Linked DNA regions of Homo sapiens: regions 2, 3, 4, 5 and 6 are each linked to region 1. Evidence: chromatin contacts called from ENCODE Hi-C or POLR2A ChIA-PET data. All regions are on one chromosome and are shown on one strand. The core of a region is the stretch at or near the end of the contact, and the rest is flanking DNA. Distances in the headings are between cores, read along the strand shown.

The links. A loop is a pair of places that touch in the nucleus more often than their neighbours do. ChIA-PET counts read pairs that join two places held with the same protein, here RNA polymerase II (POLR2A). Pooled maps may share reads with other maps.
Region 2: a pooled map shows a loop between it and region 1 (9-fold over the local background). The contact joins the promoter of BCDIN3D-AS1 here to the promoter of ATF1 in region 1. A Hi-C loop is called at or near these places in 5 of 50 pooled maps. POLR2A ChIA-PET finds 5 or more read pairs at or near these places in 3 of 52 experiments (BJ, GM12878 and HepG2).
Region 3: a loop to region 1 is called in a pooled map, with 10 times the contacts of the local background. The contact joins the promoter of RACGAP1 here to the promoter of ATF1 in region 1. A Hi-C loop is called at or near these places in 1 of 37 single-sample maps with no recorded cell type and 6 of 50 pooled maps. POLR2A ChIA-PET finds 5 or more read pairs at or near these places in 1 of 52 experiments (A673).
Region 4: a map of CD4-positive, alpha-beta T cell shows a loop between it and region 1 (3-fold over the local background). The contact joins the promoter of SMARCD1 here to the promoter of ATF1 in region 1. A Hi-C loop is called at or near these places in 3 of 168 maps with a recorded cell type or tissue (CD4-positive, alpha-beta T cell, CD8-positive, alpha-beta T cell and K562), 1 of 37 single-sample maps with no recorded cell type and 9 of 50 pooled maps. POLR2A ChIA-PET finds 5 or more read pairs at or near these places in 4 of 52 experiments (A549, HCT116, PC-9 and 1 more).
Region 5: a map of CD8-positive, alpha-beta T cell shows a loop between it and region 1 (4-fold over the local background). The contact joins the enhancer-like site here to the promoter of ATF1 in region 1. A Hi-C loop is called at or near these places in 7 of 168 maps with a recorded cell type or tissue (CD4-positive, alpha-beta T cell, CD4-positive, alpha-beta memory T cell, CD8-positive, alpha-beta T cell and 4 more), 4 of 37 single-sample maps with no recorded cell type and 13 of 50 pooled maps. POLR2A ChIA-PET finds 5 or more read pairs at or near these places in 8 of 52 experiments (A673, AG04450, BJ and 5 more).
Region 6: a loop to region 1 is called in a pooled map, with 9 times the contacts of the local background. The contact joins the promoter of CERS5 here to the promoter of ATF1 in region 1. A Hi-C loop is called at or near these places in 1 of 37 single-sample maps with no recorded cell type and 8 of 50 pooled maps. POLR2A ChIA-PET finds 5 or more read pairs at or near these places in 4 of 52 experiments (H1, activated CD4-positive, alpha-beta T cell, activated naive CD4-positive, alpha-beta T cell and 1 more).

The regions. Positions count from the first base shown.
Region 1 is chr12:50,762,260-50,766,724 of GRCh38, forward strand. ATF1 (activating transcription factor 1) reads left to right here and starts at 1,842. Exons shown (of 7, transcript NM_005171.5): 1 at 1,842-2,048. RefSeq lists enhancers at 1-305, 2,606-2,705 and silencers at 1,796-1,875, 2,096-2,185.
Region 2 is chr12:49,825,959-49,830,423 of GRCh38, forward strand. BCDIN3D-AS1 (BCDIN3D antisense RNA 1) reads left to right here and starts at 2,585. Exons shown (of 3, transcript NR_027501.1): 1 at 2,585-2,786; 2 at 2,977-3,125. NCKAP5L (NCK associated protein 5 like) reads right to left here and starts at 2,455. Exons shown (of 13, transcript NM_001037806.4): 1 at 2,364-2,455. RefSeq lists enhancers at 1-720, 1,864-1,913, 2,329-2,907, 2,908-3,486 and a silencer at 2,174-2,583.
Region 3 is chr12:50,023,542-50,028,006 of GRCh38, forward strand. RACGAP1 (Rac GTPase activating protein 1) reads right to left here and starts at 1,953. Exons shown (of 17, transcript NM_001319999.2): 1 at 1,857-1,953. RefSeq lists enhancers at 1,816-1,905, 3,765-4,059.
Region 4 is chr12:50,082,976-50,087,440 of GRCh38, forward strand. SMARCD1 (SWI/SNF related BAF chromatin remodeling complex subunit D1) reads left to right here and starts at 2,367. Exons shown (of 13, transcript NM_003076.5): 1 at 2,367-2,571; 2 at 3,186-3,373; 3 at 3,646-3,688; 4 at 3,781-3,903; 5 at 4,388-4,465. The coding sequence starts at 2,395. It overlaps ASIC1 (acid sensing ion channel subunit 1), which reads left to right. Exons shown (of 12, transcript NM_001095.4): 12 at 1-636. RefSeq lists enhancers at 860-1,592, 1,950-2,209, 3,059-3,790 and a silencer at 2,280-2,719.
Region 5 is chr12:51,366,405-51,370,869 of GRCh38, forward strand. The region is part of intron 4 of GALNT6 (polypeptide N-acetylgalactosaminyltransferase 6); the gene reads right to left. Among named protein-coding and RNA genes, the nearest start is that of CELA1, 22 kb to the left of the region's middle. RefSeq lists an enhancer at 2,922-3,071. Within about 2 kb of position 2,652, at least 7 of the 41 ENCODE cell types and tissues checked have a DNase peak (open chromatin) inside an H3K27ac peak, as active enhancers do; they include CD8-positive, alpha-beta T cell, endothelial cell of umbilical vein and natural killer cell, where a contact is called at or near this core.
Region 6 is chr12:50,165,176-50,169,640 of GRCh38, forward strand. It overlaps CERS5 (ceramide synthase 5), which reads right to left and starts at 2,194. Exons shown (of 10, transcript NM_147190.5): 1 at 1,926-2,194. The coding sequence starts at 2,122. It overlaps LOC124902931 (a long non-coding RNA gene), which reads left to right. Exons shown (of 2, transcript XR_007063304.1): 2 at 1-448. RefSeq lists enhancers at 1,541-1,680, 2,571-2,730, 2,782-3,543 and silencers at 1,821-1,970, 2,071-2,470.

The DNA of each region.
Region 1 (4,465 bases), core at 592-3,091:
CATGAACCACGACGCCTAGCCCCTCCCCCGCTTTTTACTGATCAACTTTTGTTAAGCATTCTGTGGTCCACGGAAGAAAAAACCAAACACCAAAGAACAATAAACTTGTACAACCAGCCTTCCAGCCATCAATATTCTGGATTCCAGAATGATTGAGGCTGGACTTTGTTAATCATCGAAGGCTGGTATCTGAGAAACTCTTCCTCTCCCTTACCTTTATAGGCCACTTTTCTTTCAGTAATGCTGAAACACTGACTTAATAACAGTTGTCCCCTGGTCTAGCATTTAATAGGTAATCCACAATTTTTGCTGAATGTCAATAGCTAAACGTTAGTGACCTCTTAAGACTGTCTGGCAGAGTAAATCTTCGGCTTTATATCACATTCTCCGACCCAAAGGGCCAAAAATAGGCAAAGCTCTCTCCACTAAATCGGTTTCCTAAATTGGGGATCTCAAACTAGTAAAATTTCAGAAAACTTTCGGAACTTTTGTCAAGAGCATACTAAAAAAGTTTATCTTTTGTCGTTTACTATCATTAAAGCCATAAAACAGCATTTTACAAGGAAATTTTAAAAATTAAGAATAAGGCATAACTCCCTTCCAGAGAGGTAGACCCAAAAATATTCTGAAGTTTTTGTAATGCATTAAAATGACGGCATAACATTTTATTAACACTCTGTTACGTTTCTTTTTTCTTTTTTTTTGAGACAGTTTTGCTCTTGTTGCCCAGGCTGGAGTGCAACGGTGCGATCTCGGCTCACCGCAACCTCCGCCTCCCGGGTTCAAGCGATTCTCCTGCCTCAGCCTCCCAAGTAGCTTGGATTACAGGCATTCGCCACCACACCCGGCTACTTTTGTATTTTTTAGTAGAGACGGGGTTTCTCCATGTTGGTCAGGCTGGTTTCGAACTCCCGATCTCAGGTGATCCGCCCTCCTGGGCCTCCCAAAGTGCTGGGATTACAGGCATGAGCCACCGCGCCCGGCCACATCGTTATGTCTCATTGTAAATCCGTTTCTGTAGAAAATCCTTCCACATGGGTTAAAGGACACAACTCATTGTTACTTTATGGGATTAAGAAAAATCTGAGTAAGGCCGGGCACGGTGGCTCACGCCTGTAATCCCAGAACTTTGAGAGGCCGAGGCGGAGGATCACTTGAGCCCAGGAGTTCAAGACCAGCCTGAGCAACATAGAGTCCTCATCTCTTCAAGCCGAGCGTGGTAGCGCGCGCCTGTGGTCCCAGCTGCCCCATAGGCTGAGGTTGGAGAATCGCTTGAATCCCGGGGTTGGAGGCTGCAGTGAGTCGAGATCGAACCACTGCACTACAGCCTGGGCCACAGACCCCCGTCTCAATCTCGGAAAAAAAAAAGAGACTCCATCTAAAAAAAAAAAAAAAAAAAAAAAGCTGAGGAAGTCAAAGCCTTCACTCTTCATTTCTCCTTCCAAGAGGACAGGGCCGGCGTCGGTCAAGGTCAATTGGCAGGTGAGTTGACAGCGCCGCCACTAATCGATGAAAACGCCCCCCGCGAGCACCCAGCTGCTCATGGCCTCCGGAAGCGGACGTAGGGCGGGTGGGGTACAGCTCCTAAGGAGAAACGGAACCGCAGGCACCGTCCCTCTCCCGCTGCAGCCTGAGGAACGCGTTCCGAGGAACCCCTAGCCACAAGTCAGGACCGCGTACAAGATGGCGGCGCGTCACGTGGGCAGCGCGGTGACGCAGGACGGCGGCCCGCGCGGAGGCAGCGCCATAGCCTACCCCAAACGCACACTAGTGCTCAGTTTTGCCCCCCTCCCCTCCCCCGCCCCCGCCCCCGCCCCCAGGCTTGTGTAGATCATGCCGCCAGTAGCGGCCCTGACTGCCGAGGAAACGGTAGCTTAGGACAGTTGGCTGTTAAGTGACACTGATTCTCCCCGCCCCGCCTGACCCCCGAGAAGGAGGCTTGTCCCCCGCTGCGTGAGGGGGTGGGGAAGTGGGTAGTGAATTCGGATCTACCTGGGAGGGGGGAGTGGAAGTTCCCGCCCCGGAGAGCGGCGAGGCGGCAGCCACAGGTAAGTGGGGGGCGGGGAGGGACGTGCCCCGTGGCCCGGGCGGGGAAGGACGCGGGAACGTGGCGCCGGCGGGGACGCAGCGCGGGTCGCGCGCCTGGTGGGGGTCGCGCGCGGTGGTGGCGGTGGGGGAGGGGCGCAGCGGCAGGGGGAGGGGCCGCCCGCGCTTCCGGCCTCCGCGCCTCGGTGCAGAGCTGCGCTGCGCCCTTCCAGTCGTGCGTCTCCTCCTTTCCCTCGCCCCCAAATAAAAGTAAAGCCCGAAACCGCCCGCCGCGGGGTGGCTTTCGCCTCAGAAGCCGCCCTTTGCAGTCGCAGGCGCTAGCTCTCCGTGGGAGGTCTCGAGGTTGGGCCCGGAGCCGGGCGGAGGGCGGCGCGGATATGGCCTCGGCGCGGTGTCCGCCGAGCGGAGCCCGGGTCTGGTTAACCCCGCGACAGGGTCCTCGAAGCGCGTCGGCGCTGGCGACCCTGAGGGAAGAGGCGCGCCCCTTACCCTCCTGGAGCTTGCAGTCTAGCGGGCAACCGACGCACGGGCATTGCGCACGCCCCAGACAGTCCTGGAGAGATGCGCCTGGCAGCGGAGACAGAGTGGGGACAGTAGGCGGCTTTACCCCTGGCTAGGAATGACACAAGGGCGTCTGTACCCTTTGGGATGGGCGACCCAGCCGAGGGTGACTTTCTCTTTGATCTTGTATGTCAAAAAACGAAGCCTGGCATTTCTCACTTTGATCGACGCCGTGCAGCTGGCGGCTGAATCGCTTTGAAATGATTGCAATGTGAAATAATGTCTGGTTGTGGCGCTAGTGTTTTGAAGAGATTGGGCAACTGGTAGTCTTTGAGAACCTTTAGGGTTCAGAAGCTCGGCGTGGATCTGGCAGGCATCTTTGTCAAACTGGCCTCACCTGTGATGAGTTCGTAGGCATTTATGTCTCAGAATGCATTTTAACCTGAGGTTTTTGTTAACAGAAATGCGTTCTTCTAAAATGCTCTTTTTTCTTGGAGTTTATCATATGCAGTTATCTCCGTGTCTTAATTAGAATCAATACTGTTGCCCTAAAGTCGAATGTATTAGCTCTTTAATACTTGCCGTTATCTTTTAGGGTTAGGTTTGGTCTGTGAGCTATCTGTCCATTCCTACCCGATCACCAGCAGGTGGCAGTCCCTTCTGACTTTAAATATAGGGTGTGCTATCTTTGCCAGTTTTTGTTTTGTTTTGTTTGTTTGTTTGTTTGTTTTTAAATAGAGATGGTGTCAGAGGCGTGTGAACTAGAACAACTCCATCTTAAACAGGAGCTGGGTAAAATGAGGCTGAAACCTACTGGGCTGCATTCCCAGACAGTTAAGGCATTCTAAGTCACAGGATGAGACAAGTCAGCACAAAATACAGGTCATGAAGACCTTGCTGATAAAACAGGTTGCAGTAAAGAAGCCGGCCAAAACTGAAATGGCCACAAGAGTGACCCCTGGTCATCCTCACTGCTACACTCCCATCAGCGCCATTTACAAATCCCATGGCAATGTCAGGAAGTTACCCTATATGGTCTAAAAAGGGGAGGCGTGATTAATCCACCCCTTGTTTAGCCTATCATTGAGAAATAACAGTAAAAAGGGGTAACCAGCAGCCCTTGGGGCTGCTCTGTCTATGGAGTAGCCGTTCTTTTTATTCCTTTACTTTCTTCATAATGTTACTTTTACATCGCACTGTGGACTTGCCCTGAATTATTTCTTGCGCGAGATCCAAGAACCCTCAGTTGGGGCCTGGATCAGGACGCCTGTCCTGTAACATATTTCTGGCGACCACAAAGGGACTATAGTGCAGAAACCCTGACCCAACGGCTACCTTTGGGTAAGTGTTGGGGTCCTGTAACGTATTTGTGGTGGCCACAGAAGCGACTATACTGCGGAAACCCAGTATTTATGTTTAGGAGTCTCTCCTAAGACAGTGGGTTCGAGGCCCCTCTTAATAAAAGGCAAGGACGCTTAAGCTTGACTGACCTTGGGTTGGAGGCCCTTCTAAGATATAGGGAGTTAGAGTCCCTCTCAGGTAACTCCCTCTCAGCTAAGAACAGGTTTGGCACTATGGGATATTAACTGCTGTTCTCTTTGGATTAATCTGCCTTGCGCTCTTTGCTGATGGCTGTGGGTGACAGAGTTAGGCATGAACAGGATCGTGGGACATGGGGAGCTTTTTCCTCTCTAAAAGGGGAGTCTTTTTTTTTTTTAATTTAAGTTTTAGGGTACATGTGCACATTTTGCAGGTTAGTTACATATGTATACATGTGCCATGCTGGTGCACTTCACCCACTAACTCGTCATCTAGCATTAGGTATATCTCCCAATGCTATCCCTCCCCCCTCCCCCCATAAAAGGGGAATCTTGAGAGCTGATGGGACTGCTGGAAAAGGTCCCTTTGCTGCGTACAA
Region 2 (4,465 bases), core at 1,335-3,834, 940 kb before region 1:
CTGAGAAGTCCTACCCTGGGGAGGGAAGGGGCTGGGAAAGGTGGGGTGGGGGCAGCTTCTCCTCACTGCTGCCACTGGCTGGTATAGCAGGGCCTGGGAGGCTGGCTGGGCTGGATGAGGGCGGTGGGGAAGAATCCTTAGCCCCTTGCCTGGGACCTGGGGGTGTGAGTACAGCAGTGAGGTGGGCAGGGCTGGGGGTGGGATGGGCAAAAGCAGTGGGGCCCTCCTTGCCCTCCTCCTATAAGAGGGCGGGTGGGTGAGTATGTTGTGCTCCCTGGCCCAGATCCTAAAACAAGTCCCAACAGCTGAGACGTAAACTGTCTCCTGGGAATCTGCTTACCCTGCTGGCCCTTGGCTGCCTCCTCCTCTCTCAGCTCCTCTTCAAAGGGCCAGGATGTCTCACCACAGGCGTGATGGGTGGGCCAAACCCAAGCCAGCAGGAGCAGGAGTTCATATCCCAAGGCACCAGGGGTGTGTGGGACAAGGTCTACTCTCAGGCTTAGAATAAGGGAATCTGTTCTCTCTACCCAGGGTTCTAATCCTAACTAATTGCAATTTAAAGCACACCCAACACTTTAGCTCCCTCTAAATGGAACCATTCTGCCAGAGGACCTTTCTCCCCTATAGATTCACCCATCAGTGGAACCATTCAATGTCAAAAAGTGGAAGGGAATATTAGAGCTATCTAGTCCAACTACTGACATTTAAAGATGGGGAAACTGAGCCCCAGAGAGCAAACTGTCTTGGCCAAGGTCATACAGCAAGCTAGGAAAAGTAGGGACCAGAGCTTCTGACTCTGTCTTTATTGATACCCGCTTGCTCCCCAAACACTTAGGTCTTCACCGGCCTATCATGAAGATCCTTCTTCCCTGCCAACCACAGCACCTGCCCCTCCAGGTCCTCACTCTCTTCGTGAGGGCCAGAGCTGGAGAAAGATGCTGGAGGGACAAAGCCACCTCATGCACAGACCATAGACTTTGAAAACAAGCTTGAACATGGGAATATCTCCCCGGAAAGGAATACACACGGTTTCTTTGGGATAGGAAACCCACTAATCCCAGGTTGTTTTTAGGAAGATGGGGGGACCAATTTGAGAAGTGAATTTTCCTATCACACAAGGAGTCTCAGAGAGCCAGATGGCGTAATGTCTGCAAGGGAGGGTCTGCAACAAGGCAAATGGGCTATGTTCATTTTCCCCGAAAGTACTGACCACAAAACGGTAAGGCATTGACACTCTTTCTACTGCTCCCCAGGCCACCCCTGCCCGGGCCACTTCCTCTGGCTGACCATTGTGCTTAAGAAGGAGGACCCATGACAGACGCGGAGAAGTGGGAGGGAGGGATTGCCTCTACAGCCAGAGAACTCCTTAGCCCAAGACCCCCAGCTCCTCAGCAAGGCAGGCCTTTAAGAAGTAGCAGCTGGACAGACTAAGTGGACTCAGCTGATCCAGCCCTGGGATGCCTGGAAAACCAGGCCTGTGGGAGGTGAGGGCCCTCTGTGCCCTTGGGGCCGTGCCAGGACTGGAGATAACGCGGGACCTTGGGCCCAGGACAGGGAGAGGGGAGCTAGGATCCGGGCAGCCGCTTTCTTAGTTGGGCTAAGCCAGGGAAGCGTCGGGCACAGATGAATTCTCTGCATTCTTCTGGCACCGCAGCCAGCACCCAGAGGGCCTTTTCTGCAGACGCTGCCCTGTCCCTGCTCCCTGCCCAACCAACCCTTCTCCCTCCCTTAGCTTCTCTTCAGCGTGCAGCCCACCAGGTCCTTCCTCCTTCCCGCAGCCCCTCAAAGCCTTTGAAGGGGCTGTTCTCTAGGAGACCCGGTCTTTCCGCCTCTCCCCGCCTTCCCCAGGCCCTACCGCCCCAGGCCACGGGGAATGGGAAGGAGTGCGAAAGGGAGCCCCAGGCTCGTCTCCGCGCCTGCGCTTTGGGGAGAGAGCCCCTCCCCCCGCAATAACCCGGCACCGCTAAGCGGCACCCGGACGGTGGGATGCGGGTTGGGTGGGGTGAGCAGCTGGGGCAAGGTCAGTGCTTTCAAAGAGGGAGGGGAGCCCGGCCCCCGGAACATCCCCCACTCCCGAAAGTTTCCCTTCCGGGGCCACGGAGTGTGCGCGAGGATGGCGCGGGGGGCGGGAGGGGGTGGGGTGGGGGTGCACAGAGTCGCAGCCGGACCCCCGAGGAGGGTGCGGCTGGAGGGAGGGACGGAGGGGCGGGCAGCAGGGTTTGGGCAGGAAGCCGCGACGCCCTCTCCGACTCTGTACTGCCACGAGAGCCTTACCCTCCACACCCCACTCCCCCCGGCCCGGAGCTACAGATCGCCCCCCCGCACTCGCCGCCCTTTCAATCCCAAGTAGACCCAGAACTCACCGAAATCAGGTGTTGAGCTGGGCCAGGGCAGGCCGGATCCGCCAGGTCCATGGCCGCGGCTTGGGGGCGGGGGGCAGAGAAAGGGGGGTGCCGGAGCCGCCTCCTGATGTCAAGGCTTTAAAGGGGCCGGGGAGCCCCGCCCCTGGCCCTGACCCCGCCTCCCTCCTCCCTAGCAGCCAATCCACGTTCAGCCTGGATGCGCGCCCCTCCCAGCCCCCTCCAGATGTTCCCAGGACGCGAGCTAAGTCTGCCCGGCCGGCGCGCGCCGCTTCCGCTTTGGTGGGAAGGACCTCCCTTCCCCCTTATAGAAACACTTTCTCCAGGCCGGGCCGGGCTTGGTAAACCTCAGCCGTGCCTGGGTAGAGGACGCCGGGCTGGGCCGAGCGGGGGTGGAATGAGGGCGTCTAGAACAGAGAAAACTAAGTAGGTGCGCGCGGGCCCACAGGCATGCGCGTTTGCTTCTGTGGGGCTGGGCGTGCACGTGTATGTGTGGTTGTGAGCGTCGGTGTTTGTAATTTGCTTTTCTGCATACGTGTTGGGTGTAAATCCATGGGGGAAAGGCTTGAGTGCCTCTTTGGCCTTAAATGCTCCCGCCTCTCTCTTCCTTCTCCAGGATGGGGTCGTCCCCCCAGTAATCTGGAAAACAGTTACAGCAACAGGCTCCTCTCATCAGACGGCAGTGCTGGTCGTTTCCTCACTGGTTTGCGGGGAAGGCTGGGCAGAAAAAGGATGCAACCTTGTTCTCAACCACTTGCTATCTCGGTGAGGATGAGGAAAAGCAAACAGCCCATCCAGGCCCCTGCAGAGCCTCAGAGCTTCAATATCATTCCCATTAGTCCTTAATTAAACACCTATTTGCCCTTGCCTAAATACCGTATAACCCTCACAGCCTGCATTGTAGTGACTGCCCCAGAAATGTAGGTTCTCACCTGGGTTCTGCAGGGAAATACGAAGGAATCCCTAGGTACAGTCTCCGCCTACTTCATTAAAATTTCTTTTGTTGCGAGTATACAAAGGATGCAGCTTAGAGTATCATATTAGTCCAATAAAGGAACATAAAAAGTAAGGCAAGTTAGGGTGCTCAGATTGGCTAGGATTAAGAGTTCTTTTCTGAAGGAGGTTTATTTAAATACGGAATTTGAAGGGCAGAGAGAGCTTGAGTAGGGTCCAGGCAGGGTAAAGGCCACAAGGAGATTCAGATAGGAAAGAGCAAATTATCTGCGTGGGACCGTGAGCAGATCACCGTGGTACGTTGGGAAGTGGGAGAAATTAATGGAGGAGGTTTCTTATGGAGGAGAGCAGAATAAGGATATGGATGTGACAAGACATAAGATAAAGAAGTCATTTTGGGTTCTTGAGCATAGAGGTAGTTTGATGAAAAGAGTGCCCAAGGACAGCTATTACTGGAACCTAAAAGATGTCTTGATGGGTACCCCCACCAGCTTTCTCATTTTTTTGCTTAAAAAATATTTTATTCTTTTCTTTTCTCTGAGATGGAGTCTCACTCTGTCCCAGGTTGGACGGAGTGCAGTGGCACAATCTCTGCTCACTGCAACCTCCACCTCCTGATTTCAGGTGATTCTCCTGCCTCAGCCTCCCAAGTAGCTGGTATTATAAGAGTGCACCACCACACCTGGCTAATTTTTGTATTTTTAGTAGAGACGGAGGCTTCACCATGTTGGCCAGGCTGGTCTCGAACTCCTGACCTCAGGTGATTTGCCCACCTCGGCCTCCCAAAGTGCTAGGATTATAGATGTGAGCCACCATGCCCGGCCCTTAAATTATTCTTAACGTGCAATAAAATGCACACATCTTAGGTGCTTTGTTTGGTGAATTTCAAAATATACACCTATGTAATTAACACCCAAAACAAGATACTGAACCACCACCCTATAAAGTTCCCTCATGCCCCTTTATAGTTGATCACCCCACACCCACCACCACCCTCCCCTGGCAACTTCCTGAATTATAGCACCATAGATTTGTCTGCATTTGTATTTCACATATATGGAGCTTTACAGTATGTACTTGTGTCTGTATCCTTTAGCTTAGTAATGTTTTTGAGATCCATCCATGTGTATCAGTAATCTGTTCTTTTTTAT
Region 3 (4,465 bases), core at 703-3,202, 740 kb before region 1:
TGGCCAACATGGTGAAACCGTATCTCTATTAAAAATAAAAAATTAGCCAGGCATGGTGGTGCACACCTGTAATTCCAGCTACTCCGGAGGCTGAGGCAGAAGAATCATTTGAACCCGGGAGGCAGAGTTTGCAGTGAGCCAAGATCGCACCACTGCACTTCAGCCTGGACCACAGAGCAAGACTCCTTCTCAAAAAAGAAAAAGAAAAAGAAAAAAAAAGTAAACTAGTACAACCTTTATGGAAAACAGTATGGAGACTTCTCAAAGAACTAAAAATGGAACTACCATTCAATCCAGCAATCCCACTAATGGGTATAAGGGTAAGAAATCAGTATATCGGCCGGGCGTGGTGGCTCATGCCTGTAATCCCAGCACTTTGGGAGGCCGAGGTGGGCAGATCAGGAGGTCAGTAGATCAAGACCATCCTGGCTAAAACGGTGAAACCCCGTCTCTACTAAAAATACAAAAAATTAGCCGGGCGTGGTGACGGGCCCCTATAGTCCCAGCTACTCGGGAGGCTGAGGCAGGAGAATGGCGTGAATCCGGGAGGCGGAGCTTGCAGTGAGCCGAGATCGCGCCACTGCACTCCAGCCTGGGCGACACAGCGAGACTCCGTCTCAAAAAAAAAAAAGAAATCAGTATATCAAAAAGACCCCTGCATTGATATATTTATCACAGCAGAATTTACAGTAGCAAAGATACGGTATCAACCTAAGTGTTCATCAACGAAGGATTGGATAAAGAAAATGTAATATATAGACAGACATACACCACAGAATACTACTCAGCCATAAAAAAGAATGAAATCACGTCTTTTGCAGCAACATGGATAGAACTGGAGGCCATTATCCTCAGTGAAATAACTCAGAATGTCAAATACCGCATGTTCTCACTTATAAGTGAAAGCTAATCAATGGGTACACAGACATACAGAGTGGAATAATACACACTGGAGAATACAAAAGATGGGAAGGTGGAGGGGGCTGAGGGTTGAAAAACTACGTATTGGGTACAATGTTCACTATTTGAGTGATGGGGACACTAAGAGACCAGACCTCACCACGACGCGATATATGCATGTAAGAAATCTGCACTTGTACCCCCTAAATATACAAAAATTTTTTTAAGTCCCCTCCAAAAGATAAATACTTATTGAATGATTAAGCTACAGGAAAGGCGCCTTCTCTAAACACCTACAATAACTCGGAAAGCTTATTTACCCGACACATTAGAAAGATAATGCTTTCTTAAAAAAAAAAAGGGCTTATCTACCCACCTACCCCCACTTTCCGACACACACCTCTCGGCCTACGGATGAAATCCTGTGAAGAGAAATGTACGTGAAAGTGTACAAGTAAGGCCTCGTTGTTACTGAGGGTAAGAATCAGGATGAGAAGGACAAGATGTCATTGCCTTGCCTTGCCTCCCTAGACATACGAGACCCACGAAGTAGAGGGGCTCCACTGCAGGCCGCCCGGGCCTCTCAAACACCAGGGCTCTTCCCTTCGAAAACGATGGGGTGTCACTCCAACCACTCTTAAACTCGTATCTGACTGAGAGACTCTTGTTTAGGATGACTCCTGCCCTGGTCCAGCCACCACCTCAAAAAGACGCCCCCGGCTTTCCACAAAACCCGGCGCCAAGACAGAAGCCCCCGACCCTCCCAGGCCGCGTCCATTCGACCTGCCACGACCCCCACCCCAGAAAAGCCCGAGTGGAGAGGCTGTGGCTGCCAGCCTGTCCCGCTGTCCCGCTGTCCCGGACCCCCGCGGCGGCCACGGCTCACCACACGAACACTCTGCTTCCTATCACAATCCAGCGGCAGACGCACCTGGTCTGGCACCCCCACTACTCACTTCAGTCAGCCTGGCCCCACCTGGGCCACCCTTCACTTCGCTCCGCGCCTCACCCAACGGCAGAGCAGCGCCGCGCCCACAGCTCCGGTTTGAAAACCTTCACCAACCAATCACAGAGAAATTTATTCCTCCCGCGCCGTCCCTCTACGGTGTGACGTACGCGTCAGGGCCACGCGGAGGTGACGGGAACGGGAATGAGCATGCGCATTCTGACAAAGCGAAGCCAAAGGTGGCCATTTTGACTAATGTCAACGGTTTTTCGGTTTTTTTTGTTTTTTTTTGCGGTGCCCTTTCCGGAAGTCATTCAGGATGCCATATTGACTAAGGGCAAGTGGTACTTCCTGAATGCGAATTATTCTTGGTCTCACTGTCTGCGGGACTAGGGCCCTTGGAAACGATTAACTGAACAATGTCAGCTCTCACAGTAGAATCAGAAGAATACCAGGAGTTAGAACAGCAGTTAGTTTCAAGCACATTCACTGAGCTATATTATCCCTTCCATTGATGTATCCATTCAGACTTTTATTTGACACACATTGAATGAGCCCACATCATCACAAGCACTCCACTGGGAATCGGAAAAATAAAGATGGTATGGTCTCTACTGTCCAGTAGCTACGAATGGAGGCGATAGCTCTAGAAAACAAAAATAAATACAAAATGAAAATAAAATACTATAATTCCATTTAATAAACGTTATTTAGAACTTGGCATTGTGCTAGCACAGGAGCTTTCATGCTTTTTAAAAACTCTGGACCCACAGTGAGAAATACATTTTACGTTGCAACCGGGTAATGAAAACTCTGCTCATCCTTACTACATGCAAAGTACCCAGAACTCACTACTCAACAACGCATGGCTACCCGCAATTTGGAAAAATACTGGCTGGAGCATACAAGAAGCGCTGTGGTTTAAAGGAAAGATCACTTACTGTCACATTGGTCCTTAATTTAAAAAAAAAAAAAGAAAAGAAAGATCACAGATTTGGGGGAGGGAGATTAGGGAGATGTTGGTCAAGAGATATAAAATTTCAGTTAGAGGAAAATTTAGATCTATTGTACAACACAGTGACTGTAGTTAATAACAAAGTATAATGCATTTGAAAATTGCTAAGAGTAGATCTTAAATGCTCTCACCACACACCTCAATAAAGTATGTGAGGTAATGGATATATTAATTCGCTTGATTTAGTCATTCCACAGTGTATACATACATCAAAACATCACCATAAATATATAAAATTGTATTTTATCCAAAAATCACATCACAAATTTTGTAACCCGAAAATTTGACTCCACTTTTATTTTAGAGACAGGGTCTTACTCTGTCACGCAGGCTGGAGTGCAGTGGCACAATTATAGCTCACTGCAAATATGAACTCCTACACTCAAGGGATCCTCCCTCATACCTAGGACTACAGGCACATGATCAAGGTAATTCTTTTGCTTGTTTGTTTATCTTTTGTAGAGAAGGGTCTCACTATGTTGTCCAGGCTAGTCTTGAACTCCTGGCCTTAGGTGATCCTCCCACCTGAGCCTCCCAAAGCACTGGGATTACAGACAGTAGCACTCCACCTGGCCTTGAACAATAGCAGGCGTTCGGCTGACCCACCCATATTATCACTTTTTAATACTTCTGTACTTCACTTCCTCCAAGTATAATGTAGAAATAATAATCCCATCTCTATCTCACAGGTTTATTCCCAGATCGACTGAGACACAGTGTGGTACACTATCAAAGTTTATACTTGGTAAACTGCAATACAGATTATTATTAATATTATTAAGAAAGGGATGAAGAAAGAAAATATGAACTGTGCATTTGTTATCCCATTTAATCCTCCTAACAACCTTTCAAGGTCAGGAGCATTCATTGATTGCATTAGCCTGTGCCTGCTTAGATACCTATAATAAAATGAAATAAGTAGTAGGACAAAGACATGTATAAAGTACTTTAGGAGCACAGACAAGGAAGCAATTAATCCTATCTGGGGAGTGGGAGTGTTAAAAAAGCCTGCAGAGACTGATCTGAGCTGGGTCTTGTGTGAATAGGAATTTACAGGAGAGAAGGGAATGGAAAATTACTGGCAATAGGAAGATCATGTGACCTCTGAAGAATGAGGCAAGCATATATTTAATAAATACACAAGGCCAGGCACAGTGGCTCATGCCTGTAATCCCAGCACTTTGGGAAGCCGAGGCGGGTGGATCGTGAGGTCAGGAGTTCGAGACCAGCCTGGCCAACATAGTGAAACCGCATCTCTACTAAAAATACAAAAATTAGCCAGGCGTGGTGGCAGACGCCTGTAATCCCAGCTACTCGGGAGGCTGAGGCAAGAGAATCGCTTGAACCCGGGAGGCAGAGGTTGTGGTGAGCCGAGATCATGCCACTGCACTCCAGCCAGGGCAACAGGGCGTGACTCCATCTCAAATCAATCAATCAATCAATCAATCAATACACGAGAAAGCGTTTATGAAGGTTTAGGCTGTGAAGGAACATTTACCTCAACTTTCAGGTGATGTTGGGGGTTAAGTGAGTGTGATGCTTCTTGAGTAGCTTTGGCCTGAGAAGGAAAAGGAGAGACTGGCAAAGTAGGATGAGACCACACT
Region 4 (4,465 bases), core at 1,117-3,616, 680 kb before region 1:
AGGGGTTGCTGTAGAGATAGCCCCCACCCAGGGGATGGAGGTCTACCCTGGACACTAAGCCAAGTGTGTCAGAGACAGAAGGGAGCTGGGGATTGGCGACTCCTGAAGTTGGGGCAGTGGGATGCTGACAGGCAGAAGCTGAGGTCCTCAGTCAGTGGCCTTTCCTCCTTCTGGGTGCCCAGCCCCCTTTCCTCACCTGATACCCAAGCCCACCACTTTTATTTTCTGGTGAGGTGGGTTTGGGAGGAAAGAGAGGCCTAGAGGAGGAGTTGAAAGCTCTGCTGTTGTCTCACCCTATCTTAATGAGAGACAAGTGAGGTGGAGGGCCTGCCCCCCCTCCCTCCACCAGACACTCCTTCCAGGCCTGAGCCCCAACCCCTCTTCAGGCCTTCCTTCCCTAGCTGTGTCTTGGTCTTCAATCCCAGAACAGGACCTGTGAGCAGCTGCATTGGCCTGGAGCTGGAGAGTAAGGCTGTAGGATCTTTGGAATCTCTTGGTTCCTAAGAGTTTCCTCAGAGATCATACCTCCCCAGAGGGAAGCAGGAATGAGGCCAAAAAGTGTGCATTGGATAGGGGAACAGCAGGCAGGGCTCTGGGTGACGCATGCCTCTGGTCTAATAAACTGGGTTTCAACCATCTCCTCTTCAGTGTTGTTCTCTTATTTGAAAAAGTATTTAGATATTCTCACTAAGTGCCTAAAGCTGAGCTTGGTTTGGGGCCAATTAGGGGATGAGTAAGGAGAAGGTTTGAGTAGGGACACTGTGGTCCCCCTGGGATGGGACAGGCTGACCATTATATCAGGAATAGTTTGAACCACTGGGCAGGGAAAGAGGGAGAAGTCAAAGGCAACAAAGTTCCAAAACAGAATCCCCAATACAAAGGATGCTTTAGAGAGAGAGAGCAGAGTCAAAATTCAAGATAAACTGGAACTTATCATAAAATCTGGAAGCAGGCTGGCACGGTGGCTCATGCCCGTAATCCCAACACTTTGGGAGGCTGAGACAGGTGGATCACTTGCGGCCAGGAGTTCGAGATCAGCCTATGCAACATAGTGAAACCCCCATCCCTATTTTTTTTTTCTTTTTTGAGATGGAGTCTCGCTCTGTCGCCCAGGCTGGAGTGCAGTGGCGCGATCTCGGCTCACTGCAAGCTCCGCCTCCCGGGTTCACACCATTCCCCTGCCTCAGCCTCCCGAGTAGCTGGGACTACAGGCGCCCGCCACCACGCCCGGCTAATTTTTTTGTGTTTTTAGTAGAGACGGGGTTTCACCGTGTTAGCCAGGATGGTCTCGATCTCCTGACCTCATGATCCACCCGCCTGGGCCTCCCAAGTGCTGGGATTACAGGCATGAGCCACCGTGCCCAGCCCCCCATCCCTATTTTTTAATATTTAAAAAAAAAAAAATCTGAGGCCAGGCACAATGGCTCACACCTGTAATCCCAGCATTTTGGGAGGCTGAGGAGCACAGATCGCTTGAGCTCAGGAGTTCGAGACCAACCTGGGCAACATGGCGAAACCCCATCCCTACCAAAAATACAAAACAGTCTGGCATGGTGGTGCATGCCTGTGGTCCCAGCTACTTGGTAGGCTGAGTTGGGAGGATCACTTGAGCCTGGGAGGCGGAGGTTGCAGTGAGCTGAGATGGTGCCACTGCACTCCAGCTTGGGCGAGAGAGAGACAGACCTCATCTAAAAAAAAATAAAAAATAAAAAATAATAATCCGGAAGCAGGTTAGGTCAGAGAGAAAGTTAGGATGAAGTTCCCACGTGAGGTACTTATTGAGGCACTTTATCTGTGGAATGAGTCCCGGGCTATGAGCAAGGGTATCTGGAATCTTGGCTTCGGCTTTATGGCTAACTTGCTGGTTGACCTTTGCCAAGTCATTCACCTGTGAGTTCAGCTTTCCCATTTGTAAAATGGAATAAACTGTGTTTCCCTCCTCAGCCCCTGATAGTTATAGCAGTAAGAAAACGAAACGAAAAGCAGTCAAAGCGTTTTGGAAAGTTAACGCCATGCGCCAAGATGAAGCTATTACTCCAAGCCCCTCTTCATCAGAGGGCTCGAGTTGGGGTTGAGACTGGGGCTGAGGCTGTGGTCCGTCCCCCTTTCCAGGTCCTTGTCTTCCTCCCGTCGGCCTGGGGGCGCCCGCTCACGCGGCCTCTCTATTGCAGAGCTCTTCTCTATGGTTTTCCCTCCCGGACCGTGAAGGCGGGAGGGCGTGGCCAGCACGCCTTTTCCGCTAGTCGCCCCGCTCTATCCCATAGTCTCGCTGCCCTGAGCCTCCCGTGCCGGCCGGCCGGCCGGGGGAACAGGCGGGCGCTCGGGGGGCGCTCGGGGGGCGGGGGGAGTTCCGGTTCCGGTTCTTTGTGCGGCTGCATCGGCGGCTCCGGGAAGATGGCGGCCCGGGCGGGTTTCCAGTCTGTGGCTCCAAGCGGCGGCGCCGGAGCCTCAGGAGGGGCGGGCGCGGCTGCTGCCTTGGGCCCGGGCGGAACTCCGGGGCCTCCTGTGCGAATGGGCCCGGCTCCGGGTCAAGGGCTGTACCGCTCCCCGATGCCCGGAGCGGCCTATCCGGTGAGTGGGGCAGGAGGAGGGGCGCGCGGGCCGGGGGCGGGGCCGAGCGGGGACATGGGAGTGACAGGGGTGGGGGGAGAAGTAGGAGGGACTCCCTTGGGAGGGGTTCGGGCTCTGGGTGGGGGTTGGGGGAGGCAGTGCGCAGAAAGAGAGGGGGAGGCAGTTACACACCTGCTCCTAGGGGCATTGTTTCCCTGGGGAGTCGGTAGAGAACCTGGGTGGGTGAAGTGGGTCCAGGGATACCTGTATGAGGGCCGGAGTGCAAAGGGGCTTGAGCAGCTCCAGTGATCAGAGGAACACAGAACGTGTAGCTGACAAATTGAGGTCAGCTTCTAAAGAGATAGTAGCTAGCAGAGTAAATGTGGAACTGGCGATGTCCGATGTGTCCCATCCAAAATAGACTGAGAATTTGAGTATAATCTGGCTCTCGCTTAGCTTTTGGACTCTGTTTTTCTATGGAGTCACTACTGGAGCAAAGGGTTCTCCTCTCATTGTCCTCCATTCCATCCCTAAACCTTACTTCATTCAAAGATCTCAGGCGTTCCCTGCTTTTCTTTCTTGATGGGGTTTAGCAGGTGAAACCATGACATCTCTGGGTCCTCTCCCCTCTGTAGAGACCAGGTATGTTGCCAGGCAGCCGAATGACACCTCAGGGACCTTCCATGGGACCCCCTGGCTATGGGGGGAACCCTTCAGTCCGACCTGGCCTGGCCCAGTCAGGGATGGATCAGTCCCGCAAGAGACCTGCCCCTCAGCAGATCCAGCAGGTCCAGCAGCAGGCGGTCCAAAATCGAAACCACAAGTAAGATGATCCTGGGGCAGAGGGAGGGAGGGAGGGAGCCTGGGAGGACACAGGTGGTGGGAGTACCTGAACCAAGAAGTGGTGGTGCTGTGTCAGCAGATGGTGCTACAGAACTCATCCTTGAGAATGCTTGGTGGTGGTGGTGGTGGTGGTAGTTCTTTGAGAGAAGCTTTGCAGTCCCTTCACATTACTATAAATGGACGTGCTGACAGCTTATTTTCACGTTCTGACTAGTTCTGTCCCAACCTGATAATAGTATTTATTCCCAACAGTGCAAAGAAAAAGAAGATGGCTGACAAAATTCTACCTCAAAGGGTGAGTCCAGGCTATATGTCTTCTGGAAAGTGTGGTGAGTTTGAGTATAGAGATGATCATCCTAGATTTCAATTAATTTTTCTGTTCCTAAGATTCGTGAACTGGTACCAGAATCCCAGGCCTATATGGATCTCTTGGCTTTTGAAAGGAAACTGGACCAGACTATCATGAGGAAACGGCTAGATATCCAAGAGGCCTTGAAACGTCCCATCAAGGTAACACAGGAAAGTACTAGGCAGAGAGCCAAAGGAGAGGACCCAGGAACCTTCAGCAGAATTAGGATGAGAAATCAAAGGCACAGCACAACTCTCCTTGGCATTTAAATTGCATCTCTCCCTTCCGCCTACAAACTGAGAATTACATTAGGAGGATAAGAACAGAATGGCAAAGGGGGAGGGGCTCTTGATGTCTCTTGCACTACAAATATACCCTTGTCCATGTTTTCGCTGTAACTGCTCTGCTACCTTGGGAACCTGGCACCTTGCATGACTTTGTCCACCTGGCATCCCACTATATGCACTTGTACTTAGGCTGATGGCCAGTACTCCTCTTCTAAATGGAATCTTCATCCACCCACCCAAGGGACTGGGTAGACAGTAAGCCAGTCTGTTAGGAGTAATTTTGGGGTTTGGGGAGACCGTTGTCTTCAACATCAGACCACTGAAGCCCCACGATCAATCCTGTTTCTGCCTTCCTCAGCAAAAACGGAAGCTGCGAATTTTCATTTCTAACACTTTCAATCCGGCTAAGTCAGATGCCGAGGATGGGGAAGGGACG
Region 5 (4,465 bases), core at 1,402-3,901, 600 kb after region 1:
TGCTTGCTGGATCAGCAGCAGGACATCTGACTCTAATCCCCTTTGTAACCTCCTCTGCAGATAGAATTCTTTAAGGTGAAAACATGCCCAGCAGCTTTTTAATTATATTAAGAAAATACTTGCACCAAGCACCTACCACGGACCAGGCACAGTGGCGAGCCCAGCCGGCTTGACCATTTGTCCTAAGGAACAAACCACCCAGAAGCAAGGCTGACCAGGAAACAGGCAATTCCAGGGCAGGTGATCCATGATCTAACAGAGGTAGTGCTGGGGTGTGGGTCCCAAAGAAGGGCCAAATCTCCTGGATTTGAGGAGCGGGGAAAGCTTTTTGAAGGGAAGATGTCTCTACTGAGACCTCCAGCTCCTTTCAAAGAAGAGTTTTAGTTCATGGCCCTGTAATTTAGTCTGAAATCCTCAGAGCATTAACAATAGCTCTATTCTGGCTGGGCACGGTGGCTCACTCCTGTAATCCCAGCACTTTGGGAGGCCAAGGCAGATGGATCACTTGAGCCAAGGAATTTGAGACCAGCCTGGCCAACATGGTGAGACCCTGCCACTATTAAAAATACAAAAATTAGGCCAGACGCGCTGGCTCATGGCTGTAATCCCAGTACTTTGGGAGGCGGAGGCAGGTGGATCACCTGAGGTTGGGAGTTCGAGACCAGCCTGACCAACATGGAGAAACCCTGTCTCTACTGAAAATACAAAATTAGCTGGGCACGCATGCTTGTAATCCCAGCTACTCGGGAGGCTGAGGCAGGTGAATCGTTTGAACTTGGGAGGCAGAGGTTGCAGTGAGCCGAGATTGCACCATTGCACTCCAGCCTGGGCAACAAGAGCGAAACTCCGTCTCAAAAAAACCAAAAACAAACAAACAAAAATTAGCCAGGTGTGGTGGCGCACACCTGTAAACCCAGCTACTCGGGAGGCTGAGGCAGGAGAACTGCTTGAACCCAGGAGGTGGAGGTTGCAGTGAGCTGAGATCATGCCACTGCACTCCAACCTGAGTGACATAGCAAGACTTGTCTCAAAACAAAAAACAAACGAAGAATAGCTCTATTCTGAAGCAGTCCATCTTGAAACATACCGAATTCCAAACCTTACTATGTTTTACTAACTGCCATTTTGGTTTATCTCTGCCACGGTTCTGTTCTGTGCAGAATGGAGTTGCCTGCAGTTTCAGATGTGGGGGACAGATGTGACAATTGTGTGTCCTTTTCCTTTTGGACTGTGGGATCAGCCCAGAGCTTGGGCCTTGCTCTGAATGCAGCATTCTACAAACGGCAGGTCCTGAAATTAAGCAGCTTAGGGGGTTGCATGCAATTGATCTCCCACAAATGCACGCACACAATAACCCAGCACTGAGCTGGAGTGTGTGCCGGTGTGGGTGAGGTAGGTGTCTTCATGGTGACTTCTTTATTTAATCTTCTCTATGATAGTTAACAACTCTATGAAACAGGGAGTATTGTCCCCAGTGTTTATAGATGGGGAAAGTAAGACTCAAAGTGACTAGCCCAGGGTGGCAGAAGCACAAAGGGCAGCAGCAGGATCCTAGCCAGTCTGCATGTGAGGACTCCCCACCTTCTCCCTCCAGGGGAAGTGAGGCCATGGAATTTTTTTTTTTTTTAATTTTTTAATTCTGGAGCAGATTAAGATCAGAAGGCCAAGGACTTAATGCACCTGAGTTTCAAGGTGGTCTCTTGACCACCAGTGAGGCCACGGACTTTTTTTTTTAAATTTTTTTATTCTGGAGCAGATTAAGATGAGAAGGCCAAGGACTTAATGCACCCGAGTTTCAAGGTGGTCTCTGCTTCCTCTCGCAGTCACCCAAGGCCTTGCCATTTCCCTGTGTGTGAGATCCCGGGAGGGAAAGGGAGAGAAAGGGGTTTGTTGAAGCTGTTCTTTAGTCACTGTCCTGGAGAGTGGCGCCTAGGAGAAGGAAAGTCTCTATAATTTGGAATTTCAGCTTTTTCCTTCTTTTTTTTTCCATGTTTTTTTTTTTTTTCTTCTTTTTTTTGGAGACAGAGTCTTACTCTGTCGCCCAGGCTGGAGTGCAGTGGTGCAATCTCGACTCACCACAACCTCCACCTCCTGGGTTCAAGCAATTATCCTGCTTCAGCCTCCCAAGTAGCTGAGATTATTGGCACCTGCCACCACGCCCCGCTAATTTTTTGTATTTTTTGTGAAGATGGGGCTTCACCATGTTGGCCAGGCTGGTCTCGAATTCCTGACCTCAAGTGATCTGCCCGCCTCGGCCTCCCAAAGAGTTGGAATTACAGGCGTGAGCCACTACGCCCCGCCCACTTTTTCCTTCTTCAATCCTACTGGACAGACAGGTGAGGTGATTATGACATGGCGCTCATTTATGAATGGATTCTTCAGGCAGTCATCTGAGGAGGGGGCTGTATCTTACTTAACTCCAGGAATGAGGCCTCTTATCTCTGGGGGCCAGGACCTCAGGAATCAAAATCAGCCTCATGCAGCAGCCTCAGCCCAGCACTCACTCCACAAATGTCTGTCAATGTGCTGCCAGGTGCCAGATGCTGTTCTGGGAAGGGAGGGGCCTGGTCTGGGTCCTGCCCTTTGAGACTCATAGTGCACCTGCAGCCCCGGGTGCTGGCCCTGACAGGAAGGAGGGAGGAAGCCCAGGCTCCTCAGCATGGCTGCTGTGTTTCCCCGAGAGCTTGCCCAGCTCTGCGCACAGGAAGTTCACGGTAGTGGAGATAACCCACGGACAAAACATCATAGGAAGTGGGTTTTGTGGTGAGAGACAGTGAAGCACTGAGCTGTGAACCTCAGGGGGGGCCCCGAGCACTACAAAGCCCTTCTCCCACGCCTTCCTTCCAGTCTGGTGAGGCCAGACCCAGGGATTCTCAGCCTGAGAGGCTTCCAGCCTCTGGCCTCAAGCCCTTCTGGGGAGACAACTCCCCTAAGCAATGCCCCTCGTGATACTCCACCTGTTCCACCCCCAGACCTACTGGACAGACCCAGAACTGAGGAGACTGGAGCTGAGCATAGCTGTACCGGTGAGCCCAGCCACACACTCATGTCCCCGCCGTGACAGCCTTCCAACTTAGGTTCAACACCCCACCACCCCAACCAGCTTCACTCCTCACAACTCAAGTCCACAAGACCCCTGGGATGCCAACACAGACACCGCACTCAGTTCCATGATCTGAAGTATCATGCAGATGGCTCCCAGGGATTCCTTCCTGACCTTGCCATCTTCACTTGGATGTGGAACAAAATGGAAAATTCAACATATGCCCAAAACAGGCTCTGAATTTCCCCTGCAAATCTGCCCCCCAGTCTCCCTCACGTCAGTACACGGTGCCAGCATCCCTCCAGCTGCTCTAACCTGGAAGTCATGCTAGAATCCCCCCTGCTGTCCCCTTCCACAATCAGCACATCTGCAGGTACTGCCAGCTCTCTCTCTCATCCCCACAGTCACTGCTTTTCTGCCTTCTATACCACTCTCCTCAATCTATTCTTGACACGGCAGCTACTGTGAGAAGTAAAATTCTCTCTAAAAATCATAAATCAGATCATGTCACTACAGCGGCTTCAAATTGTATTTAAAAACAAATCCATGGTGTTTCCTTATGGAAAGGTATGATGGTTCCTTAAAAAAAACTAAAGACAGAATTACCATATGATCCAGCAATTCCACTTTTGGGCATATACCCTGAAGAGCTGAAAGCAGAGACTTGGATATTTGCACACCAATGTTCACAGCAGCATTAGTCACGATAGCCAAAGGCAGAAACAGCCTCAGTGTCCATCAGCGAATGAACGGACAAACAAAATGTGGTGTATACATACAATAGAATAGTATTCAGCCTTAAAAAGTAAATTCTGGGCCGGGTTTGGTGGCTCACGCCTGTAATCTCAGCACTTTGGGAGGCCAAGGTGGGTGGATCACCTGAGGTCAGGAGTTCGAGACCAGCCTGACCAACACGGAGAAACCCTGTCTCTACTAAAAATTCAGAATTAGCCAGCACGTGCCTGTAATCCCAACTACTCGGGAGGCCGAGGCAGGAGAATCACTTGAACCCAGGAGGTGGAGGTTGCGGTGAGCCAAGATTGCGCCAATGGGCAACAAGAACGAACTCCATCTCAAAAAAAATAAAGTAAATTCTGACAAATGTTACAACATGGATGAATCTTGAAGGCATTATGCTAAGTGAAATAAGCCAGTCACAAAAGGACAAATACTGTATGATTCCACTTATGATAATCAAATTCATAGAGACAGAAAGTAGAAGGGTGGTTGCCAGGGGTTGTGGGGAGGACAGCGTGGAGAATTCATGTTTAATAGGTACAGAATTTCAGTTTGGGATGACAAAAAATAAGTTATTGGCTGGTTGTGGTGACTCACGCATGTAATCCTAGCACTTTGGGAGGCTGGGAGTTCCAGACCAGCCTGGTCAACATGGTGAGACCCCATCTTATTAAAAAAGGGAAA
Region 6 (4,465 bases), core at 944-3,443, 600 kb before region 1:
TTGGGAGGCCGAGGCAGGCGTATTACGAGGTCAGGAGATCGAGACCTTCCTGGCTAAGACGGTGAATCCCCGTCTCTACTAAAAATACAAAAAATTAGCCGGACATGGTGGCGGGCGCCTGTAGTTTCAGCTACTCGGGAGACTGAAGCAGGAGAATGGCGTGAACCCGAGAGGCGGAGCTTGCAGTGAGCTGAGATCGCGCCACTGCACTCCAGCCTGGGCGACAGAGCGAGACTCCGTCTCAAAAAAAAAAGAAAAAGAAAAAGAAAAAAAAAAAAACCTTGCTACACTAAGTTCCTGAGGGCCAAGGAAAGCCATTTAGATCTTTGGGTTTCATTTGCTTCACTTAAGCATCTTTATTTTTGCACTTGAACGTCTGGCAGAGCATTTTGATGATGATGATGCACAAATACTACGAATAAATGGATGCGTGACTAGCTAAATAGAACACAAGATTTTGAAAGACTTGAGTCAAAAACAGTAGGCAAATCAAAGAAGCAATCCCAAACAGATGCTATCTTTCAGAAATTAACAGATTATTTCACCTGCAACATATTCCCATCCTAGAAAGGGCATTCCTGCATTACAATCATTTATGCTTGGATAAAGGCAAAACGAACAGATGTCCAAGAACCACCCTCATTACCTGAGGCCTATGGCAGAAACATGTCTCCTTTCTTGGAGTCTGAGTAGACTTGATCAAAATCACCCACAGGTATAAATTCACATTATAATATCACACACCAAAGCCTCAGTGAATATCTTTATCTTGGACAAACATATGATCCATTCACTTAAAGGTGAAATCATGTGGTTGAACAAAGTATACTGCAATTCTGCTAAACTCATTTAGAAGCTGGCTCAAGGCCGGGTGCGGTGGCTCACGCCTGTAATCCCAGCACTTTGGGAGGCAGAGGCGGGCGGATCACTTGAGGTCAGGAGTTACAGACCAGCCTGGCCAACATGGCGAAACCCCGTCTCTACTAAAAATACAAAAAGTAGCCGGGCGTGGTGGCGCGTGCCTGTAATTCCAGCTACTCGGGAGGCTGAGGCAGGAGAATCGCTTCAACAGGGGAGGCGGAGGTCGCGGTAAGCCGAGATCGTGCCATTGCACGCCAGCCTGGGCAACAAGAGCGAAACTCTGTCTCAAAAAAAAAAAAAAAAAAAAGAAAAGAAAAAAGAATCTGGCTCAATATAGCTGTCCTCTGATAAAGCCCTGTGGCTCTCCTCCATCCCTTCGAACACACTCCTCCTTCCATTTCAGGCCCCAAGGCCTGTTCTGCAACTAATCTGACATCTTTCCATTACTTTGGAAGCCTAGGGCTCCACCACACCCTATCCCAACCAGATTTCTACCCTCCTACCAACAAACGTGCATGAGTTGACATACCAAACCAACTCTTAGGGCCAAACTAATCCTGTTCCCCCCAATTCTCGGAAACTCAAGCGTCCTAACAAATCTTAAGAGTCTGATGAGTCCATTCCTTTCCCTTGGAACGTCTGGCCCTTGCGTTGACCCCTCGGCTTCCATGGTCACAACTAGCTCTGGTTCTCCTGGCCCCTTCCTATCCCTCTCTTCGGGGCCTCTGCCAGAGCTCACACTGAACCTGTTTCCTCATCTGTAGGACCCTTGGAGGTTGGGAGGAGGCCTATATGACCCCCCCAATCCAACTCCGGATCTAACATTGAAGGGGCCCAGCATTCCCCTAGACCCTCACTCTTTCTCTTGCCCACGCCCCAAACTCCTTCTCCATCTAGGCTACCACCTCGCCCACGCGCCTAGCATCACCCGCCGCGGCCCAAGCTCCCCCAGCCCCTGCTTCCGGGCTTTCCTTGCAGTTCTGCTTCCGGCCCTCGGCCCTTCCCACAGCGGGGCGCCCCCGGCCCGCGCCCGGCCCCCGAGCCGCTCGCTCCCGGGCTCTCACCGCTCGAAGAGCAGCCTCACGAAGAAGATGCCCGCCGCCAGCGGGAACACCGAGAGGATGTGCCGGCCGCGGGGGTAACCGTAGCCGTCGGCCGGCCCCTCCAGATCAGCCCAGCTCACGTTCTCGGGTAGCCAGAAGCGCTCGCTCCACAGCCAGCCCCACAGCAAGCTTAGGGGTCCCTGCGCTGCTGTCGCCATCTTACGCCCACCCCGAAGCCACCGCCGCCACAAGCGTCAGCTGCCGCCACAGCCAACGGAACCCGCGGGGAGGCGGCCCCAGGGCGGGGCCCGGCCGGCGGCCACCCCCTTCCGGCCCCTTCTGGTCACTGCCACGGATCCGCCCGCCTCCCTGGCAGGGCCGGGCCTCTTCACCGCCCATCTCTCCTCCCGGCCCACTTCCCTCACTGCAACCCGGGGACCGCCTCCGGGGATCCACGCCCCTTCCCGAGCCTCTGACTCGCCCAGCCCGGCCCTGGGACCACGCCTCGGGCGGCCCTGGGCCCGCCCTCTTTTGCTGCTGGTCTAGGCCACGCTTCTACTCCTCCCTCACTCTTCCATCCAGCTACGGCCACACCCCTTATTTCAGGCCTAGCTCCTTTACGGGGACATTCTCCTTTCTCAGCCTGTTGGAATCGAATCCGTTCCGGCTCCCACCCAGGCGGTACCTCTGTCTCCACTCCCGGAGGCCAGATCGATCTCTCAGGTCAGGGCTTCTCTTGGATGTCAGCTGGTCCTGCCCACTACTGTCCGCCACTAGAGTTCTTTTCGCTCCCAACCTTTTCTTCCCTTCGTGCCCCGTGACCTCAGCCTACTTTCACTGCTTTATCCCTTAAAAATTAGTCACTTTTCCTCAGAAAAAATGGACTTAACAGTTTACAAAAGGCCGGGCGCGGTGGCTCACGCCTGTAATCCCAGCACTTTCAGAGGCCGAGGCTGGCGGATCACCTGAGGTCAGGAGTTCGAGACCAGCCTGGCCAACATGGCAAAACCCCGTCTCTACTAAAAATACAAAAATTAGCTGGGCCTGGTGGCGCTGTGCCTGTAATCCCAGCTACTCGGAAAGCTGGGACAGGAGAATCGCTTGAACCTGGGAGGCGGAGGTCGCAGTGAGCCGAAATCGCGCCATTGCACTCCAGCCTGGGCGACAGACCAAAGACTCCGTCCCAAAATAAAAATAAAAAAAGTTTACAAAAATCCTTTTATTCTTCTCTTGGGGAAAAGGAAATGGAAGAAAAACAAAGTGAAAAGGGAAGCACTCAAAAAGTATACGTAAAGGCAGGCCGGGTGTGGTGGCTCACGCCTGTAATCCCAGCACGTTGGAAGGCCAAGGCGGAAGAATCACCTGAGGTAAGGAGTTCGAGACCAGGCTGGCCATGGTGAAACCCCGTCCCTACTAAAAATACAAAAATTACCCGGGTGTGGTGGTGCATGCCTGTAATCCTAGCTACTCGGGAGGCTGAGGCAGGAGAATTGCTTGAGGCGGAGATCACAGTGAGCCGAGACCACGCCATTGCCCTCCAGCCTAGGCAACAGAGCGTCTCAAAACAAAAACAAACAAAAAAAGGCCGGGCGCGGCTCACGCCTGTAATCCCAACACTTTGGGAGGCCGAGGCGGGCGGATCATGAGGTCAGGAGATCGAGACCATCCTGGCTAACACGGTGAAACCCCATCTCTATTAAAATACAAAAAATTAGCCAGGCATGGTGGCGGGCGCCTGTAGTCCCAGCTACTTGGGAGGCTCAGGCAGGAGAATGGCGTGAACCCGGGAGGCGGAGCTTGCAGTGAGCCCAGATTGCGCCACTACACTCCAGCCTGGGCGACAAAGTGAGACTCGTCTCAAAAAAAAAAAAAAAAAAAGTATATCTAAAGGACCTAAAGGCAAAACAAAATAAATAGCCAATGTTTGATGAGGTTTCCTGTGTGCCAGGCACTGCATGGAACATTTTACACAGGTTATTTCACTCCTTCACCCTATAAAGTTGATCTTGTTATCCCCACTGGATAAGTAAACTGAGGTCCAGTGAGGCCAAACAACTTGCCCAAAGTTATGTAGGTAAGAAGTGGTAGCTAGTGTTAAGTCAAGTTTAATCTAAAGCTGCCTCCTTACATATTTAAGTTCGGCCTAAAGGTTTTCTGTACATTGTGAACTGTAACAAGTGGAGGTGTAAATCGAACGTAGACCACACCAGTGCCAATCACTGAATTTTGGCCAATCAAATGTAGCCAACTGTTCCAACCACGTTCAAATGAGACAAACGCTGATCTGTAACCAATCTGGTTGTTTCTGTACCTCACTTTCATTTTGCTGTCCATAAATCTTCCACCACGTGAATATGCTGGGTCTCTGTGGATATGCTGGGTCTCTCTGAATCTGCTGTGATTCAGGGGCTGCCCAATTTGAGAATCATACATTGCTCAAACTCCTTTAGGCTGGGCACGGTGGCTCACGCCTGTAATCCTAGCACTTTGGGAGGCCGAGGCAGGCGGATCACAGGTCAGGAGATCGAGACCATCCTGGCTAACATGGTGAAACTCCGTCT